2 separate regions of the Homo sapiens genome follow, and region 1 is linked to region 2. The links are chromatin loops, found by intact Hi-C in ENCODE. Cell type or tissue: heart right ventricle. All regions are shown on one strand. Links, peaks and the distances in the headings refer to the core of each region. The heading gives the core; the rest is flanking DNA.

Evidence for each region. Hi-C counts contacts between places; a loop is a spot of excess contacts. Peaks named below come from ENCODE experiments on the same cell type or tissue, not always from the same donor. Only the 100,000 strongest peaks of a DNase experiment are listed, where the experiment ranks them.
Region 1: it touches region 2 in a loop (2.1-fold over the local background); 3 of 110 quality-filtered maps call a loop at or near these places.

What each region holds. Positions count from the first base shown.
Region 1 is chr1:11,548,341-11,552,981 of GRCh38, forward strand. No RefSeq gene overlaps it. Among named protein-coding and RNA genes, the nearest start is that of LINC01647, 59 kb to the right of the region's middle. In heart right ventricle, for the core only: no CTCF peak of the experiment used is centred there; a DNase peak (open chromatin) is centred at 2,521.
Region 2 is chr1:11,622,337-11,626,977 of GRCh38, forward strand. No RefSeq gene overlaps it. Among named protein-coding and RNA genes, the nearest start is that of LINC01647, 15 kb to the left of the region's middle. In heart right ventricle, for the core only: no CTCF peak of the experiment used is centred there; no DNase peak of the experiment used is centred there; H3K27me3 peaks cover 2,151 bases.

The DNA.
Region 1 (4,641 bases), core at 1,206-3,705, 74 kb before region 2:
ATCCGCCCACCTCAGCCTCCCAAAGTGCTGAGATTATAGGCATGAGCCACCGCGCCTGGCCGATTTTTTTTTTTTTTTTGAGACAGGGTCTCACTCTGTTGCCCAGACTGGAGTGCAGTGGCATGATCTTGGCTCACTGCAGTCTTGACCTCCTCAGTTCAAGTGATCCTCCCACCTCAGCCTCCTGAGTAGCTGGGACAACAGGCATGTGCCACCATATCCAACTAATTTTTAAAATTTATTGTAGACGTGGGGTCTCCCTATGTTGCCCAGGCTGGTCTTGAACTCCTGGGCTCAAGCAATCCTCCAGCCTCCCAAAGTGCTGGGATTACAGGCGTGAGTCATTGCGCTCAGCCTCCTTGCAGATTTTTGATTGTCCTTTGCCTATCCGGAGCTCTAGGACTCATCTAGGGTAGCGGGGATGAAGACCACACTCCTGGCTCTCCTTGGCTGGAGTCTTCTCTCAGGCACATTCTAGCCTGAGGTGTGGAAGAAGAAAAGCAGGTGATTTATTCTAAACTCTGCACCATCTCACTCAGATTCCATTACAGGAGTCAGTCATGGTAATAGCCAAAGAGAAGAAAGATGTGAGAGGAGAATAGTTTCCAGGGAGGGATTAGTAGGGAATAGTCATCTAATCAATATTGATCAATAGAGTGACCTAGAAAACTCTAAGGCCACAACTATTGAAACAGAGCCTCCCCCTAGAACATCTCCACTGATCAAGAGAAGACAGAAAAGTTAAAATCAGAAAGGAGAAATTAATTTTTTTCAAGCAATGGCTGTAGACTGATACAACCACTTTGAAAACATAGGTATATGCCACGACCCAGCAATTTCACTCCTGGGTATGTATTCAACAAAAACAAGTGCTCTGTTCATCAAGAGACACGCACAAAAGTGTTCAAAATTCATTCATCATAGACTCAAACTGGGAATAACCCAAATATTCATCAACAGTAGAATGGATAGATAAAATGTGATTTATTCACACAAAAGAATATTAAACAGCAGAGGAAAAAGAATGAACTGCTGATACACAGCAGCATGGATGAATCTGAAGACATAATGTTGAATGAAAGAAGTCAAACTTAGAAGACTGCATATGGAGTAATCCCATTTACATGAAGTTTGAGAACAGGAAAAACTAATCTATGGTGACAGATATAAGAAAAGTAGTTATCTTTGGTGGAAAATGCTTCCTGTTAGGTAGCACAAGGCAGGAGGCATGCTGGAAATGTTATGTGTTTATATCTGGATAGTGGTTACACGCACACATGCATACACACAAATTCTTTTCTTTTTTTTTTGAGACAGAGTCTCGCTCTGTCACCAAGGCTGGAGTGCAGTGGCACGATCTCGGCTCACTGAAAGCTCCGCCTCCCGGGTTCACGCCATTCTCCTGCCTCAGCCTCCCGAGTAGCTGGGACCACAGGCACCTGCCACCACGCCCGGCTAATTTTTTGTATTTTTAGTGGAGATGGGGTTTCACCGTGTTAGCCAGGATGGTCTCGATCTCCTGACCTTGTGATCCGCCCGCCTCGGCCTCCCAAAGTGCTGGGATAACAGGCGTGAGCCACCGTGCCCGGCCCACAAATTCTTTAAGCTGTGCACTTAAGATTTGTGTACTTTATGTTATATCTCAAAATTTTTAAAAAATTTTATGAGAGGGAGTCTCACTCTGTTACCCAGGCTGGAGTGCAGTGGCAATCTCAGCTCACTGCAGCCTCCACCTCCTGGGTTCAAGGGATTCTCCTGCCTCAGCCTTCCGAGTAGCTGGGACTGCAGGTGCGCACCACCAGGCCCGGCTATTTTTGTAATTTTACTAGAGACAGGGTTTCACCATGTTGGCCAGGCTGGTCTTGAACTCCTGGCCTCAGCTGATTCACCTGCCTCAGCCTCCCAAAGTGCTGGGATTACAGGCGTGAGCCACCGTGCCCAGCCAACAAATATTTTTAAATGGTCACCCTGTCACTACAAAATCTAAGTCATTATCTGTCACTTACTTCTTGTGGGCCACAAGATTTACAGAGCTTATTCCTTCCTTCCATCTTGAGGTAAATGGAAACATAGCTGCCCATTGGACACATGGACTCCTGCAGAGGTACCACTGCAGACTAGGCAATCTAAGGCTGAACTGGCAGGTGTCATACTAAGAGGAGATGGTGAACCGAGATCTGTGGACTTTCTGCCCTTTCTCATGGCATTACTGATGGGTTCACAACACCTGAGGCTGGACACACCCCATGGAGCTGCCAAAAGGGCTTAGAATCCCATAGCCCCTCTCCCTAGAGCAGAACAGAACGGCTGTAGCAGTAGCACCTCGATGAGTTTCAAGAGATTCCAAATGAGGATGGAATTATAGTCCAGCCTTGTGATTTCCAGCAGCTATCATTGCAGCTTGACCCAGCAATGGCAGGACGCAGTGACCACGCACTTCTGGGCAGCTCCATGAGAGCGAGGAGAAGGTGAAGGGGAGGGAGTTCCAGCACCTCGGACAGAGGTGTCCCCCTCCCGAAGCCCAGGCGTCCGGCCGATTCAATTGTTTCAGCACCAGGGACAGGGACTCACACATTAAATGGCTATGGAAATAGACTGGGTTGATAAAAAAAAAAAGTACTTGAGGACAGCGGTCTTCCCACGATTTGCTATTTACACACAACGCTACTGCTTCCAGCTTTGTATAACAAATTCAATTTTGACAGCATTAAAAATGTATGTGTGATGAGAAGATTGGTTTGGAAAACACCCAACATTTACCTCCCTTCTACTGCCACCTCCTTCTTCCAATCCAGGTGCTTCCCAAAGGACCCACACTTCAAGGAATGCCCAGGTAAATGGGGTTTCTCATAGTTAGAGTTGTCAGCCCAGCACATGGGTAGAAGAACAGAACCCCTGGGACCCACCTTATTTTCTGAAACATAGACACAAAAAGTCTTTCCTCTCTAAGAGGGTGAAGAGAAGCTATTTTATAATCTCTCCTTTAAAATCTGTGCCACCATCAATTAACTAATTCATTCAACTGCTATTTGCTTAAAACCTACTCTGCAGAAGGAGCTGGAATTATAAGAATGAGCCAAATAAATCCTCTGCTCTCATGGAGTTTACATTCTAGTGGGAGGGGAAGACCATGAACAATAAACATCCGTAACTAGGATAATTTCAGTTTGTTCTAGGTGCTGTGAAGAAAATTAGCAGAGTGATGGGCTCTATGGTGACTGAGTGAGAATTACTTTAGCTAGGATGGTAAGGGAAGGCCTCTCTGAGGAGGCGATGTTTGAGTTGACTTGAACAATGAGGAGGAGCCAGATTTGTGAAGATCTAGCAGAAATGCATCCTGCAAAAGGGGCAGCAACTGCAGTAGCACTGAGATGGAAAGAAATGTGGCATCAGAAGATGGGAAGGGCCAGGCATGGTGGCTCAAACCTGTAATCCCAGCACTTTGGGAGGTCGAGGTGGGAGAAGTGTTTGAGCCCAGGAGATTGAGATCACCCTGGGCAATATAGGGAGACTCCGTCTCCTCACACAAAAAAATAAAATTAGCTGGGTGTGGTGGTGCTCACCTGCAGTTCCAGCTACTCAGAAGGCTAACGTGGGAGAGTTGCTTGAGCCTGGGAGGTTGAGGCTGCAGTGAGCTGTGATTGTGCCACTGTACTCCAGCCTGGGCAAGACAGCAAGACCCTGTCTCAAAAAAAAAAAAAGATGGGAAGGAGGCCAGTATGGATGGAATGTAGTGAATGAAGGGAAGATGGAAGGGAAATAAAGTTGGAGAAGTGGGAGGGGTCCTTGTAGGTTATATAAGGTGTTTGGGTCTTAAGCATGGGGGTGATATGATTTGATTTATGTTTAAAACAAAAGTAACCATCACAGCAGTTTAAAAAGCTTTGACTGGGCCATGGGGTGCCGAAGCATCTGGTCAAACCTTAGTCTGGATGCTTCTGAATGAGATTAACATTTGAATCAGTAGACTGGGTACAGTAGATGGCCCTCCTTAATGTGGATGGATCCCATCCAATCGAAGTTCTGAATAGAACAAAAGGCTGCCCTCCCCACAAATAGGAGGAAGTTCCTCCCGCCTGATTGCCTTTCAGCTGGAACATAAGTTCTTTCTTGCTTTTGGACTTGAACTGAAATGGCTCCTCCTAGGTGTCGAGCCTACCAGCCCTCAGGTTGGAACTATACCATTGGCTGTCCTGGCTCTCAGATCTTTGGACTTGAACTGGAACTACACCATCAGCTCTCCTGGATCTCCAGCTTGCTAACTGTAAATCTTGGGACCAGTCAGCCTCCATAATCACACAGATAAATTCCTTATAATAAATTTATATATATATATATATATCCATAAATCAAAGATATGTGTATATATGTCCTATTGGTTCCGTTTCTCTAGAGAACCCTGACTAATAGAACTGCTCTGTGGAGAAGAGACTAGGGAGGCAGGAGGGGACGCTGGGAGACCAGTTTAGGCTGTTACAACGCTCCACTGAGATTATGGTGATGATAACCTCTCCTTGTCTCCCATCAGGAGCAATTTTTTCTCCAAAATTAACGATGCACTTTCCCAAGTCAACCATGCTCCTTTCCTCTGGTGTCTCTCATGACACCAGATGTAATGCGATGTGAGATATGGTGAGAGAA
Region 2 (4,641 bases), core at 1,286-3,785:
TCCTACTTCCAGGACCTGCCTATCTCTGGATAACCCAAGACTGTCTGTACAGCTGTGCAGGTTGCACACTGCTCGCCCAGCACAGCCACTTACTACAGTCCTAATTGTCACTCACTAGGCATCCCCACACATCCTGCACAGTACAGCTGCCAAATGCAGGAAGGGTTGCAGCAGCCTGCCACTCCCGGGCACCAGTGAGCTTCTCCTTCTCCACTCTGCACCTCCTAACCCTCCCACCACCACCTCTGAAGCAATCAGGAGGCCACCAGGACTGGCAGGAAAGGTCCCCTGAGTAGGGGAAATCTTGCTTGGCCATAATTAAACTCCACTGCTGTGCAGGCTGCAGACAAAAAGGAACCCATAATGGGATTAGAATTGTAATAAATTAAAATCATAAATTCAATAAACGCCTTCTTGGCCTCCCTCTGGAAATGGCCAGCCCACAGCAACTGGCTTTGGTAGGCATAACGGAGGGGCCATGGGAAGACAGGTCAGTGCAGACAGGCAGGCTGCAGTTTCAGCTGCTGGTCCCAGCTGACTGGGGCCAGGTCAGGGACCCTTCTCCAGAGCAGACTCACCCAAGGACAGGCCATGACCACCGGTGGTGCTCCAGAACCCACTGTGGCTCCCTATCACCCCACCATTTAATCCAGCTTAGCCCTTCACCAACTTCCTGCCTTAGGATTTACTGACACACGCCTCTGCCATCCATCATTTGGGCATCCATTAAATGGCCATTGGCCTCAAATGTACAGGGTGGTGGAAGGGACGCATTTGACATGGGAAGGTTCTGAGTTTGAATCCCAGCTCTAGCACATGCGAGCAGTGAGACCTGGGATGGGTACGTGCATTCAGGTGTACTCCCCCCTCCCACCCTGAGAACACCTTTTACCCACCCTTGTACTCATCCTCTCATTTTGCCTGTAATTTATTGAGTTCCTACTGTGTGCTGGACTCTGTGTCAATCAGTGGGGAAAACAGCAGCAAGACAGGCAAGGTCACGGGGCTGGCATTCCAACAGGGGACACAGCAGCAGGCAAGTTCACGAATCATGAGTTATCACTGCAGAGGGGCCACAAATCAGAGGTCCAGGAGACCAACTGTGGGGAAGGGGGAACATGAAAGGAGAAGATTTCTTTTTTTTTTTTGAGACATAGTTTCGCTCTTGTCCCCCAGGCTGGAGTGCAGTGGCGCAATCTCAACTCACTGCAACCTCTGCCTCCCGGGTTCAAGCGATTCTCCTGCCTCAGCCTCCCGAGTAGCTGGGATTACAGGTGCCCAGCTCATTTTTGTATTTTTGGTAGAGACAGGGTTTCACCATGTTGACCAGGCTGGTCCCAAACTCCTGACCTCATGTGATCTGCCCACCTTGGCCTCCCAAAGTACTGGGATTATAGGCGCGAACCACTGTGTCCGACCAGAGAGAAGATTTTTGTGGAGCACTAAAGCTTGAGCTGAAGTCTGAGGGTTAAGCTAAGAGAAGAGAATGGAGGAGACATGGAGCACTCTCAACACAGATGAGAGCATGTGCAAAGGCCCTGGGGTGGGAGCAGCAGAGGATCCTAGGTTGTGGTTTGCGGGTTTTTTGAGACGAGGTCTCACTCTACCCAGGCTGAAGTGCAGTGGCACGATCACGGCTCACTGCAGCCTTGACCTCCCAGTCTCAAGAGATCCTCCCACCTCAGCCTCCTGAGTAGCTGGGACTACAAGCGTGCACTGCTACACCTGGCTACATTTTTTAAAAATTTTTTGTAGATTGGGGTCTCACTATATTGTCCAGGCTGGTCTTGAGCTCCTGAGCTCAAGCGACCCTCTTGCCTCGGCCTCTCAAAGTGCTGAGATTATAGGCATGAGACACCACACCCCACTGGACTTTTTTAAAAGAATGTAAAATTAGGCATGAAAGTTCATGCTTATTTAGAAGGAAAAAGTGTTACAAATTACATTTAAAATACATTTTAAAATATATTTTCATTAACTGCTCAACACACATATTTTTTTCTTTCATTTTTGGCTGCATGTTCTTTTTGGATTCCCCCTTTAACTGTCAAGATTTTGTAATATCATTTTCTAGAGAGAAGATAGATAATTCCTCCAGCATGGCTGAGTGAAATATACACATACAAATTAGCCAGGTGTGATGGCACACTCCTGTGATCCCAGCTATTAATATTATACTTGGGAGGCTGAGGTGGGAAGATCATTTGGGCATGAGAGATCAAGGCTGCAGTGAGCCATGACTGTGCCACTGCACTCCAGCCTGGGCAACAAAGCAAGATCCTGTCTCAAAAAAAGAAAATATATATATACATACATTCATATACACAGACACATATGTGTATATATACATACATATATAATAAATGTATTTTGTTATGTAGGATGCACAAAACATGTGTCTTAACACACACTCACACACACACACACACATTTATTGTCTGTAGAGCTGCGACAGGTTTGTGCCTTACTGTGGCTGGCAGAATAATAGCCCCCCAAAACTGTCTATGCCCCAATCCCCTGTGACTATATTAGGTTACATGGCAAAGGGAGTTGAAGCTGCTCATCAGCTGACTTTAAAATAGGGAGATTATCCTGGATGAGCCAGGTGGGCCCAAAGTCATCATAGGATCCTTAAAAGTGGAAGAGGGTGGCTGGGTGCGGTGGCTGATGCCTGTAATCCCAGCACTTTGGGAGGCCAAGGCAGGCGGATCACTTGAGGCCAGGAGTTTGAGGCTGGCCAATATAGCAAAACCTCATCTCTACTAAAAATACAAAAATTAGCTGGGCATGGTGGCTCACACCTGTAATCCCAGCTACTCAGGAGGCTGAGGCGTAAGAATTGCTTGAACCTGGGAGGTGGAGGATACAGTGAGCCGAGATCCTGCCACTGCACTCCAGCCTGAGCAACAGAGCAAGACTCTGTCTCAAAAAAACAAAACAAAAAAAAAGGCGGAAGAGATAAGAGGGAGAATCAGAGACAGAGCAGTGTGAGAAGGACCCAGTTCAACATAGATGAGGGTCGGGGCCACACACCAAGGAATGCGGGCAGCCTCTGGAAGCTGGAAAATGCATGGACGTGAATTTCCTTTTAAAGCCTCCGAAAGGGAATGCACCTTGATTTTGGCCCAGGGAGACCCACTTTGGACTTCTGACCTGCAGAGCCGTGAATTAGTCCATTTGTGTTGCCGAAGCCACTGCATTTGTGATTGTTTGTTACAGAGGCTGTCAGAAACGAACGCACCTCCAAATGCAGGCATTCTGATCAATCCCGTTTCATCTGATCACTTTGCGGAGGCGGGAAGTCTGAGTGGACAGAGACAATAGTATGGTCGGTCTTCATGGACTGCAGTTCACATCATCTACATCTGCAAATTTTACAAACACACATAAGCGTGTGGACATGAGGCTAAGGCCCCTCTCAGGGCCTCGGAAGGGATCTGTGCAATAGAAGGCCCCAAGCCCTGAGAGCCATCGGTGTTTGGCAACTCCGCATTAGTCTCATTCAAATAACTCAAAGCAGATGTGGTGTTGGGGCCACAGAGAGCCTGGAAGAGGAGCTGGTGCCAGTCCAGCTGGGGCTTCGTGGCTCAAAGTAGGGGCCTGACCTCGTCCTATTCCCCAGTGGTGCTGGCGTCAGTCCCCAGTGGCTGTCGGGTGGTGGACGGGCTGGAGGAGAAGGGGTGGGCGCCAGGCAGATCACTGCAGGAGTCTCCCCTTCAGGATGTGGTGGAGGAGATGGTGGGATGGGGGTGAGGGTGAGGAAGGGAAGCAGGGGAACCGCTTAGCAGGGAGCAGCCCCAAGAGTTTCTGCCAGGTGGGAGGTGGGCTTGGGGAGGAGCAATGTCAGAGCTGACTCCAAGACTCTGGCTGAGAGTTGGGAAGAGCCCAAGGGGTGGGGTGGGCGGGGGCTGTGACAGAGAAGAGGGCACCCGTGTGCTCACCTCCCCTTCCCACCTCCAGCCTGCAGGACAGAAAAAAGCAAGTCTTTCCTCACTTCCCTGCACCTGCCAAACCACCATGTTGGGACAACACCAGACCAAGGACCCCTCCCCACCCAGTGTTACCAGTAAGGCTGAGAGCTTCAGCTCAGGACGAGGTCTGCAAAAAACAGACAGAAACAGAAACAAACAGGTTTCTTTCCTCTTTGACTAGGCTCTCTGGGCTTCTCAGGTTCCTACAGGACCCCGCCCATTCCCAAGCCCTGTGCTCTGCCCCACCTCTGCAGCCCCCCATGCCTAGCCCTCTGGGGGTCTCCATCCCTCCCATCCCAACGCCCAAGCCAAGCCCAGAGTCATTGTGAGCACTTATTAAGCCACTAATTAATTGAATTTTTCCCCCTCATTGCATGCTGTTAATTAGTTTCTTGTAGTAACATAGACTATTATTCTTGGAAGTAATAACTTGGTCCCGGAGGCAGTTTTAATGCTACTTATAATTACCAGAGGAGGCAGAGTCTTGGGCTTAGGTGGGCGGAGCTAATCCAGCACAAGAAAGGAGGAAAGTCAACATGGTTCTTCCTTGTCTAAAAGATGTCTTTTATTTTGCCTTACTATTGTTCTGTATTTTCTAAATTTTCTGCAATGGAAAGCATTTTTTTTTTTCTTTTGAGACAGAGTGTCGCTTTTACGCCCAGGCTACAGT